2 separate regions of the Homo sapiens genome follow, and region 2 is linked to region 1. Evidence: read pairs that join two places in POLR2A ChIA-PET (ENCODE). Cell type or tissue: Panc1. All regions are shown on one strand. Each heading gives the region's core, and the rest is flanking DNA. Links, peaks and the distances in the headings are about the cores only.

Region 1 (5,375 bases), core at 231-5,230:
CCCAGGAGGCACACGGAGCCCACCACCCGGAAGCCATGCTCTGGATGTCCCCAAGGCAGCCTGCTACAGTCCCCTGGCCCTCCTCTTCGCAGGCTATTGTGACAAATGCTGTGTTCACAGACAGCTACGGGGAATCCCGAGCAGAACAGTCAGCATCCACCCAGGCACCCGCAAGCATCTGAGGAAGAGCAGCGCCATAAAGAGAAGCACGAAACTCCTCTAACCAAGCCAGCACACAGGCAGGCCACCGATCAGCAGGAAGAGACATCCCACCTTACACACACACACACACACACACACACACACACACACACAGAGACATAGACACACACAGACACACACACACACACAGACACACACACACACAGAGACACACACAGACACACACAGAGACACAGACACACACATACAGGCACACACACACACACACAAAGACACACACAGAGACACAGACACACACACACAGACACACACACATAGACACACACAGACACACACACGGACACACACAGAGACACAGACACACACACAGACAGACACACACAGACACACACACAGACACATACAGACACACACAGAAACACACATGCACAAAGACACACAGACACACACATAGATATGCAGACACACAGACACACATACAAAGAGACACACACAGACACACACACACAGAAAATATTTATGTTTCCTCTTTATGTAGCCAAGGGCACAGGCTCATTGGAAGCAGTCTGATCACCTAGGGGAGAAGCTGTGTCATATTTCACCACTGTCCCCCTTGGGCCTCAGAGTCCCCAGGAGGAAGTGAGCAGCTGACAGTGACAATGTCTCTGCAAGGCAGGGTCTAGCCAGGTCAGAGGGCCTGCACATCTTGCTGCATCCTCACATTACTGTTCGGGGCAAACCTACACAAATCACACAGTCACTGAGATAAGACAGCTTTGGGCTTTCCTGATTCACAACACAGCTTGGTATTGTCAACTGTTCATCCTTATCTTGGAGGAAAAGACTGAGTTAGCATGGGAGCTTCCCTAAGCAGAATCTCAGGCTCCAGCTTTCCAGCACCTCCAGGGCCCCTCTCTACACAGAATTAATGTTAGCAGAGCGAGAATGAATTCAGAATAAATATTACTGATGTCTTGGAGAGAAACAGGAGGATGCAGCATCCACAAACAAGAATCAACTAAAACTCTTGGGAATTAAAACGAGAAGAGTTGCACTGTGAAGCACAGTGGGTGAGCTGCAGAGCAGAGACACCGTTGAAGGACAAATCAGGAATCTGGAAGACCAAGAGGAGGATGCAGCACCAAAAGACAAGGAGGCCGGGAGCAGAGATAAAAGAGTGAGAGACATTGAAGATATTTTTTGAAGTTTTTCAAAATGTGTCTAATGAGAGTTTCAGAAACATATACTTAAATAAATAAGAATAATTTTCAAGTTGCAAAAATATGAGTCCTCAGAAGTGACAGGATACTAGTCAAGAAGAGTAAATTTAGAAAAAAGAAGAATGAAGGACTAGTGAAATAAACAATCTTATGGAAAGACTGATCAACAACAAAATGAGAGAGAGAGAGAGAGCAGGACATGTGAGAACACAAAAGCATTATCTGAAACAAAGAGATAAAACTATATTAGAGAACTTAAAATCATGGCATCATCAGCAAAGGACACAGGGATTCTTGGAGAAACAGTGCATCGTGCATCCGGGGCAGGATATGGACAATCTGGCCCTGGATGTCTTGTCACATCAGAAAGCAAGGAAGTTATCAAAGACTTCTGGGGTCATGCCAAAAGATAGAGGAACCTACTCAGGGGGCCTACTGGCAAAAGAGGAACAGCGTTAGCATCAAGAATCAAATAAATTAAAATTCATGAGTTCATAATGATACTAAGGAAAAAAAACCCCACCTTCATTGGCCGCCTTCAAAAGGTGCTAGGGAATTGACTTATTTTCAGTAGAATGAATAAGAAAACTAAGAGAAAAAAACCCAACTATTTACCCCGACTTTGCTGTACAAACTGTAACTCAGGGTACCACAGAGTTAATGGAAGAAATTTCTTCTTTAGAGATCACTTTCAGCTGATAAATGAAGAAGGTAAGATAGACTTAAAATAACACCACTTTGCAACCTCAAATTAAATAATTGATCTAAGCAACCATCAATGACTGATAAAACCATTGTGTGAAAAGTCGAAAAACCATTAGGACGTTTATAAAGAGTGATTGCGCTGACACCACTGAAAATCATTAAAAAACTCTAAACATCAGAGAGAGACAATTAGACATTCTGTGACTAGGTGATGCAGGAGGAAGAACCCACCATCTATTGGGCATTTTTGCCAAAACATCTTACTAAATCTAATCAGGCCTCTGGATCTACAAAAACATAGGGAAGGTGGGAACATGTCAGGCCACACATAGAAATGCAATTGCCAAAAATCCAGACTGTGGAAAATTGCAAAGGACAAACAATATGGCTTTATCAACAAAAGAAACTGCAATGAAAAAGAAATTGAGGGAGAAAGATAGAAATTAAGAGACTTAGGAACTGTACTGTCCCATGTCCCAGCATGCAAGGGCACTGACTCAACAAACCTGCCCCAAACAAACCAGTGATAAAAACAGAGACAATGCAGGACATTTGAACACTGACTAGATATTTGATATTTTGACTTTTTTATTTATTTTGAGATGGAGTTTCACTCTTGTTGCCCAGGCTGGAGTGCAATGGCATGATCTGGGCTCACTGTAACGTCCATCTCCTGGGTTCAAGCGATTCTCCTGTCTCAGTCTCCCGAGTAGCTGGGATTACAGGTGCCCGCCACCATGCCTCGCTAGTTTTTTGTATTTTTAGTAGAGATGGGGTTTCTCCATGTTAGTCAGGTTGGTCCCAAACTCCTGACCTCAGGTGATCCACCCACCTCAGCCTCCTAAAGTCCTAGGATTACAGGCATGAGCCACCACACCCGGCCCTCTCCAGCCAAGGGTCCAGCCTGGGTCTCCCCTCTCAGAAGCCTAGCCTGTCAACAGCATGCTATTGTGGGCATACATTAACATACACTTTTAAACATACATTTAAACGTATGTTAAATGTATTTTGTTTTTTCTTTTCTAGACTTCTTAAGCTATAAGTATGGAATTGGGTTCTAAATCATCTGGAAAGAGAGAGAAGGGGGTTTACATGGATGCAGATTGGCCATGTGGGGGAAGGAGGGAGGATGGCAGAAGGTGGGTTACCTGCATGGGAGGAGTAAGTTCCAGTGCACCAGAGCACTGGAGGGGGAATCGAGTTAACAATAGTTTGTGGTCTGTTTTCAAAAAGCTAGAAGAGTGGCTTTTGCATGTTCCCAACACCAAGAAATGAAAAATGTTTGCGGTGATAGATATGCTAATTATCCTTATTTGATCATTACACATTGTATACATGTATCCAAGTATCACTCTGTATCCCATAGACAAGCACAATTATTACATGTCAACTAAAAACAAGAGGGTTAAAAAAAAGATTGCCCATGTGTGATAATTACTGAAATTGGGTAATGGGTACAAAGGGGTGCATTTTAATATTCTCTCTACTTGTGTACTGTGTTCAAAAGTTTCTGTAATAAAAAATTTTAAAAAGTGGCCGGGTGTGGTGGCTCACATCTGTAATCCCAGCACCTTGGGAGGCTGAGGCAAGTGGATTGCTTGAGCTCAGGAGTTCGAGACCAACCTGGGCAACATGGTGAACCCCCATCTCTACAAAAAAAAAAAAAATACAAAAATTAGCCAAGCATGGTGGTGTGCGCCTGTAGTCCCAGCTACTTAGGAGGATGAGGTAGGAGGATCGCTAAAGCCCAGGCTGTCAAGGCTGTAGTGAGCCGAGAGGTCGCCACTGCACTCCTGCTTGGGTGACAGAGTGAGACCCTGTCTCTAAGTAAGTAAGTAAATAAATAAAGAAATAAATAGGCTGGGCGCAGTGGCTCACGCCGGTAATCCCAGCACTTTGGGAGGCCGAGACGGGCGGATCACGAGGTCAGGAGATCGAGACCATCCTGGCTAACACGGTGAAACCCCGTCTCTACTAAAAATACAAAAAAATTAGCCGGGCGTGGTGGCGGGCGCCTGTAGTCCCAGCTGCTTGGGAGGTGGAGGCAGGAGAATGGCATCAACCTGGGAGGCAGAGCTTGCAGTGAGCTGAGATCGCGCCACTGCACTCCAGCCTGGGGGACAGAGTGAGACTCCGCCTCAAAATAAATAAATAAAATAAAATAATAAATAAATAAATAAACATTTTAAAAAAAGAAATCTAAGACAAAAATATAACATTTTAAAGTTCCACGTAGCTAAAGACTTATGAAAAGAGAAAAATGTGCCATTTTGAGTCCAGGCCTAAAAACTGTGGTTTCTGAGGCCAATAAAAAAGGGGAACTAAATAGTAGCCCTGATTCTTTGGAAGAGACGGCAATTGGTAGTAAGTTTGGGTAGGGGGCGGGAATGGGTACTTTTTATTGTATTCCCTTTTGTACTTCTTTTAAATTGTGTGTAAGTATATGATTCATCTATTAAAAATGAATAAGATAGTTTAAAAATATATTTTAAAATCCTGAACCATTATCAACTTCATGCTAAAATATTCGAAAATCTAGATTAAATGGATAACTATCTAAAAATTGTATTGCATAAAATAACTCAAGAAGAAATAGAACATTTACATAAACCTATAACCTTTAAAGACAGAGAATCAATAGTGAGACATCTACCCATTAAAAAGCACCAGGCCTGTATGGTTTTATAGGCAAAGTGATGTATTCTGCTTCTTGGAAAATATAGGACATACTTATATTATCAAACTTATGTTGGTTGAAGAAGCAAGATGCAAAAAGACTGGCATAGTATGAAAATATTTAATCCAACATTTTTAGTATGGAAACTGTTCTGAAAGGAGCAGGATTGACAAAACAGGACTCTGGTTACCCCATCCCTACCACAGCTGGACAATGAGCCAGCTGAGATGCCTCCTTCTCCCAGCTGAAGTGATAGCACCCAAGCTCAGTTTCCCATGGGTCTAGTGGCTCATCATAGAGGACTGCACATCCCACAGACCCCAAGTTGCCCCATAGAAGCAGCCAGCACCCACAGCTAGCATGCTATTGACAGGCTGGGCTCTGAGAGGGAAGACCCAGGCTGGACCCTTGGCTGGAGTAGAACCCAGCCCCATCCAGCCCTATCCAGTAGATGCCCTGGCATAGCTTCTTGTTAAAGGAGAGGCTGGGGGCCACATGCCATGCCATCTTGCAGATTCAGGCTTTGTGATTTTCTTTCTCTTAATAAAGCCTATTCCCTAATCTCAGTGGATGACATTGTGGAGTTCATGCCAACCCCTGCGCAATAGATG
Region 2 (5,375 bases), core at 136-5,135, 64 kb before region 1:
GTTCTCGTCCCAATATTGTTTCCGGTGGTCGTCTTGCAAAGTACAGTGGCCTTTGGGTAGGAGTCTTTGGATAAGCATGACAGTCAGCCCAGCAACAGGCTGACAGGAAGGTCACCATGTGGACTTTGCAATGCCAAGTCAAAAAAGGCTCCACAGGGCCTGTCTGCCTCTCCTTCCTGGATTCACAGAGACACACCCAGGTCTCAGGGGCAAGGGCCAGACAGCTGAACATGGAATCAAGGTGTCCAGATTGCAATCCAACCCTCTCCACTCACTCTGCGTGGCCATTATGGTCTTTCCGTATGGAATGGTTGGTACCCAAACTGAAATGGCAGCCAAATGCAAGATGCAGGGGAGGCTGGTTATGGTTTTGGCTTTGACAACAAATCTTAAGTCTCTATTGAAAATCTTTAAATAAAACTCTGGGGACCATCATAAAATAAACAAAACAACAGCAAGTAATCAAATTATTACTGTAACATGACCCAATTATGGTACAAATACCTTGGGGAAGGGCTTAGGTGTGGCTGTCCTTACAATGGCAGCCTCCCTCTCAGCACCTCCTCCACATCCCCTGAGCTGGGGCTGGAGCCCTGAACTGCAGAAGGAGCAGGGGCTCAGCCTCAGGCTGCTTAACTAACTCCACGTGGACTCTGGGCAAGCCGCAGTGGAGGTGAGCACTTTTTTGGGCTCTGTTCAGCTTGAGACACTTTGTATTAACCTCTCCACTGATCTGTGTGGCACTGACTCAGCCCACATTTCTTTTGCTGTGGCAGACAGCATGGCCAACCGGAACCCGGACTGCACACCCCACAGTGCAGAGCCCTGCCTGGCTGCCTCTGCAGCTCAACCTCATACCCACTATGCAGCAGACACTAAATCAGTGTTTGTGAGCTGAAGAGATTCAAGCCACCAAGACCTGCAAGCTATCCACTCTGTGCACTTCTTACCAGATCAATCATCCTGAAATATCAAAGTCTGCGCAAGACCTTTCAGCTCTCCCTAGCCCACTCCGCCTTTAGCAGAACATCCAAAGTCCCTCCTTTGCAGCCTGACAGCCCCCCAGTTGGCTCCAACCCACTTTTCCAACTTTATGTCTTCCTGCCTCTTTCATAGCTTCTCCCTGCCCACCCAGAGCAGCCTCTGATCTATAGCGATGCCCTTTGCCTTCCTACTGGCAGTGATTTGTGGGGTTAATTTATTCTGGGTAAAAGAAATTAGGGGAAGGGGCACACTCCCAGGGCAGGGGAATTCGAGGCCAAGGAAAAGCTGCCAATCAAAGTGCAGAAACTGCTTGTTCATAAATCAACTGCAGGGCTCACAAGTAGGCCCAACATTGACATTTGTAGGAAGGGTTTTGGGGACCACAAGGGTGTAGCCGTGCTGTTGGTAACTGACTGGCCCATGTGCTCAAAGGGCTGCTGGGGTGCTCTGGGGCTGCAGACCTCCCCCGCCTCCCTACTGGAATGTGGGTTACCATGGTGACCAAAGGGGCCAAGATGGGAGGACAACATGGGAAGTACAAGGTGGGCTGGGCCTGGAGCTAAGAGGGTGATATGGTTTGGCTGTGTCCCCACCCAAATCTCATCCTGAAGGAGATAGAGAATTACGGGTAGCTCCCATAATTCCTATGTGTTGTGGGAGGCACCTGGTGGAAGATAATTAAATCATGGGGCGGTTTCCCCCATACTGTTCTCATGATAGTGAACAAGTCTCATGAGATCTGATGGTTTTATAAGGGGAAGCCCCTTTCACTTGTCTCTCATTCTCTCTCTTGCCTGCTGCCATGTAAGACGTGTCTTTCACCTTCTGCCATGATTGTGAGGCCTCCCCAGCCATGTGGAACTGTGAGTCCATTAAACCTCTTTTTCTTTATAAATTACCCAGTCTCAAGTATGTTTTTATCAGCAGTGTAAAAAGAGAATAATACAGAGGGTCTTTGCATACACCCTTAGAGTGGACCTCCTTTCTCCTCTTGGAGAAAGCAGATGTTGCCTGTTCCCAGAGCTCTCTGTAGGCACATACCCACTGTGCTTCTGCAGGACTGACATCTGATAAACTCAAGCTGGGAGGGAAGTGGTAAAAAGCAGAAGTCTGCAAAAATGTTGACACTCGGAAAATAGACATGCTTGGAAATGGTTTCTGGGCTGGATGGAGGTTGAAAAACCTGTGCAATTTCTACCTGGTCTGGGGCTAGTCTGAAAACTGATTTACAAAAGTTATTTTCTTGTTCAAGCACAGACATTACAGGGTGCCCAGGTGTCCACAAAGTGGCAGAGAGAAACTAGAAAAAATGCACAGTTAAAAAAGTTGTCCAGGGCTGGGCGCAGTGGCTCATGCCTGTAATCCCAGAACTTTGGGAGGCCAAGGCAGGTGGATCACTTGAAGCCAGGAGCTCACGATCAGCCTGGACAACATGGTGAAACCCTGTCTCTACTAAAAATATGAAAAAATAACCAGGTGTGGTGGTGCACACCTGTAGTCCCAGCTACTTGGGAGGCTGAGGCCGAATCACTTGAACCCGGGAGATGGAAGTTGCAGTGAGCTGAGATTGCACCCCTGCACTCCAACCTGGGTGACAGAGCCAGATTCCATCTCAAAATAAAAAATAAATAAATAAAAAGATGTTCATGCACTTGACATTAAAACCTAACTCTTCCAGCCCTGAAGCCCTCATTAGCCCTCATTATTTATTTGTGTCTAGTCCAGGCAGAATCACAATAAACAAGATTCCGAGAGAGCAAAGCCAGCAATTATATAATCCTATCCATGAAGGCTAAACTACAAAATCAAAGACAGCTGGTTAAGGAGAAGCCATCAATTCAACACAGGAGTGGTTAAGCTCCACCCACCCTATCACAAACAGGTGGAGAATGTGTTCATGTTGGTTTTTCAAGCATGAGCCCTTTAAATTTCAGTCCAAGTAAAAGGAAGTACCACTTTCTCGAGAAGGCTCAGTGCAATGATTTCAGAAACTTGTTTTCCACGGCAGTGGTGGTGACTTGGATTGCTTTCAAGAAGGATTAGGTGTATTTAAGGGCAACTGCTTCATTAGAGACTGATGTATAAGAAAGATCTCCTCATCTGGTGATGGAGGCTGCTGTTCAGGAGGGTGCTAGACACCTTCACATGATGCTTCTTGGAGATGTTAGCCATAAAATTGTCACAGTGAATGAGGCATTGCCCCACAATGACATCTCTTATGTTTTTATATCAGTGCAAACCTATTAGTTGAAGAAAAAAATTGTTCAATGAAGAGCTGGCATCTACAAAGCTTTTAGCCTGGTTTGAACCTCAGCAGATGTGGCTGGCACCCCAGCCCAGGGCAGACTCCGAAAACGATTCCTGGCCCCTGTGACATATGCACACAGGTGTTCCTCTGTACGATTCTGTGGGGTCAAGAGCAGCCTTGCCGGAGTGACGTTGTAATGTTAGCTCCTTGCTAGGTCTCACTGACCCCACAGCAGAATTCATAGCTCTTCCTGTGTCTGCAGCTCCTTGTTCCTGTCAGTTGGTCAGTATTTTGCTTATGGCTCATGAGTAAGAATCTTCCCCCCTAGAAACCGTAGATCCCTTCAGAGCACAGACTATAGCTCAGTGACAAAAGGGCACACCACAGTAAAAGCAGTTAATAGGTATCTATTCAATGAAGACACACGTTACAATGGGGGGAAATACACAGAAAGTTCTTGAACTTGTCAATTCTTGGCCCATACAAACCCCAAGTCTTTCTTTCTGCAGTTAAGCAAAGATTCCTGGGACGGTGCCTCCTCCTTGTTGAACCAGCCAGTAAGACAAGAGCCACATTCTGATACGCAGAAGTAACAATAAGAACAACTGAACAGCCAAAGAAGCTGCAAAATCAATGAACCTAATCTAAAATGGGGAGACTCACTCAAAGGCCTGGAGAAAATGCCAAAAGAAGCCCTGAAAACAAAGATGCTCAGAGCAGCAGGCCCAGAAATGGCATCTGAAGGCTCATCCCAGGTTATCTGCATGACGCCAGTGATTATAGTAGAGATGAGACGATGGCTGCAGAGAGCGTCTGTGCACCGACGCCCACAAGCTGAAGGTAAATTTCAAGGCTACAGGTTCCCAGAGAACTCTGGGAACTCAGACCATCAGACGGGGCCCTGAGTGACAGGGATTCAGTGACAGAGAACTGGAAACACCACAGACAGCAGCTCTGTCCCAGCATCCTTGTGCATGTAAAGGCCACAACAGAACCAAACAAACTGTGCCTCATCTCTGCTCCCAGGAGGAATATTCATTGTGGGTTTTCTAAACACCTACTTCTCAAGTTCCTGCACTCTGGTAGAGACAAGCTCTTAAGGAGAAAGGAGGCATTGAAAACGGGAGGATGAGGACACTGTACCTTGACTGGCCGTCTACCTGGCATCTAAGGTGGCCCATGGCAGGTGGATCCAGGCCAAGGGCAATGAAGTGAAGGCAGCAAGGATGGTGTGACGGGTTGCAGTGTGTCCCTCCAAAAAGATATGCTGAAGTCCTAACGCCCCGTACTGCGGAATGTGACTTTAATTAAAAACAGAGGTCATCTAGCCAAAATGAGGTTATTGTGGGGGCCATCATCCAACATGACTGGTGTTCTTATGAAAAAGGAGAAACGTGAACAGAGGCAGACAACGGGAAGACGATGTGAAGACACAGGGAGAAGACAGCAGATGACGGGGGAGATGTGGCCACAAGCCGAGAAGTGTTGGGGACCACCAGCAGTCCCCAGCAGCTGGAAGGGGCAGGGAAAGACCCTCCCTCAGGGCTTCCAGGAGAAGCCGACCCTTCCAACACCTTGACCGTGGACTGCTGACCTCCAGGACCGTGAGAGAATACATTTCTGTTGTGTTAAGCCACCCAGTTTTGGGTGCTTTGTTACAGCAGTTCTAAGAATTCAGATGGTAATGAGTCAAGGGAAGAGAGGGGAGGTTGGGACCAGAGAGCTGGGAACATTCCATTGACACAGATTATGGTCATGATCACACAGATAACAAAAGGAAAGGCAAGGAACAGACTCTTAGAAAGCCAAAAGCATTCCTGCTAAGTAGATTAGAAATGTAATTTTAAAAGGTAATGACAATGACAGAAAAATCAGCTATTAAATTTGGGGAAAGCCTGTGAGGACTCTATGATGTAAATGGAGAATTTCAGAAAGGACTTGAGAATAACCACCACAGGGAGTAGGGAAAGGAGAGACAAGAAAATGGGGGACAGTTTCCTTCTAATCTTAGAGGGGTTTACCCACTTAAATAAAAGACTGAATGAGATAAAACAATGAAGTCAGTTTTGACAATAGCATGTCTGTTAAAAAATATTGTAAATATCAGAATTAGTGGTTGGCTGCCAATATGTTTAAACAAAGA

Evidence for each region. Peaks named below come from ENCODE experiments on the same cell type or tissue, not always from the same donor. Only the 100,000 strongest peaks of a DNase experiment are listed, where the experiment ranks them.
Region 2: POLR2A ChIA-PET joins it to region 1 with 10 read pairs; 7 of 35 experiments call an interaction of 5 or more read pairs at or near these places.

What each region holds. Positions count from the first base shown.
Region 1 is chr15:100,936,405-100,941,779 of GRCh38, reverse strand. All of the region lies in intron 2 of LRRK1 (leucine rich repeat kinase 1), which reads right to left. Among named protein-coding and RNA genes, the nearest start is that of LRRK1, 20 kb to the right of the region's middle. RefSeq lists enhancers at 1-62, 103-242. In Panc1, for the core only: no CTCF peak of the experiment used is centred there; no DNase peak of the experiment used is centred there; H3K27ac peaks cover 3,538 bases.
Region 2 is chr15:100,999,975-101,005,349 of GRCh38, reverse strand. All of the region lies in intron 6 of LRRK1 (leucine rich repeat kinase 1), which reads right to left. Among named protein-coding and RNA genes, the nearest start is that of LRRK1, 83 kb to the right of the region's middle. In Panc1, for the core only: no CTCF peak of the experiment used is centred there; no DNase peak of the experiment used is centred there; H3K27ac peaks cover 4,756 bases.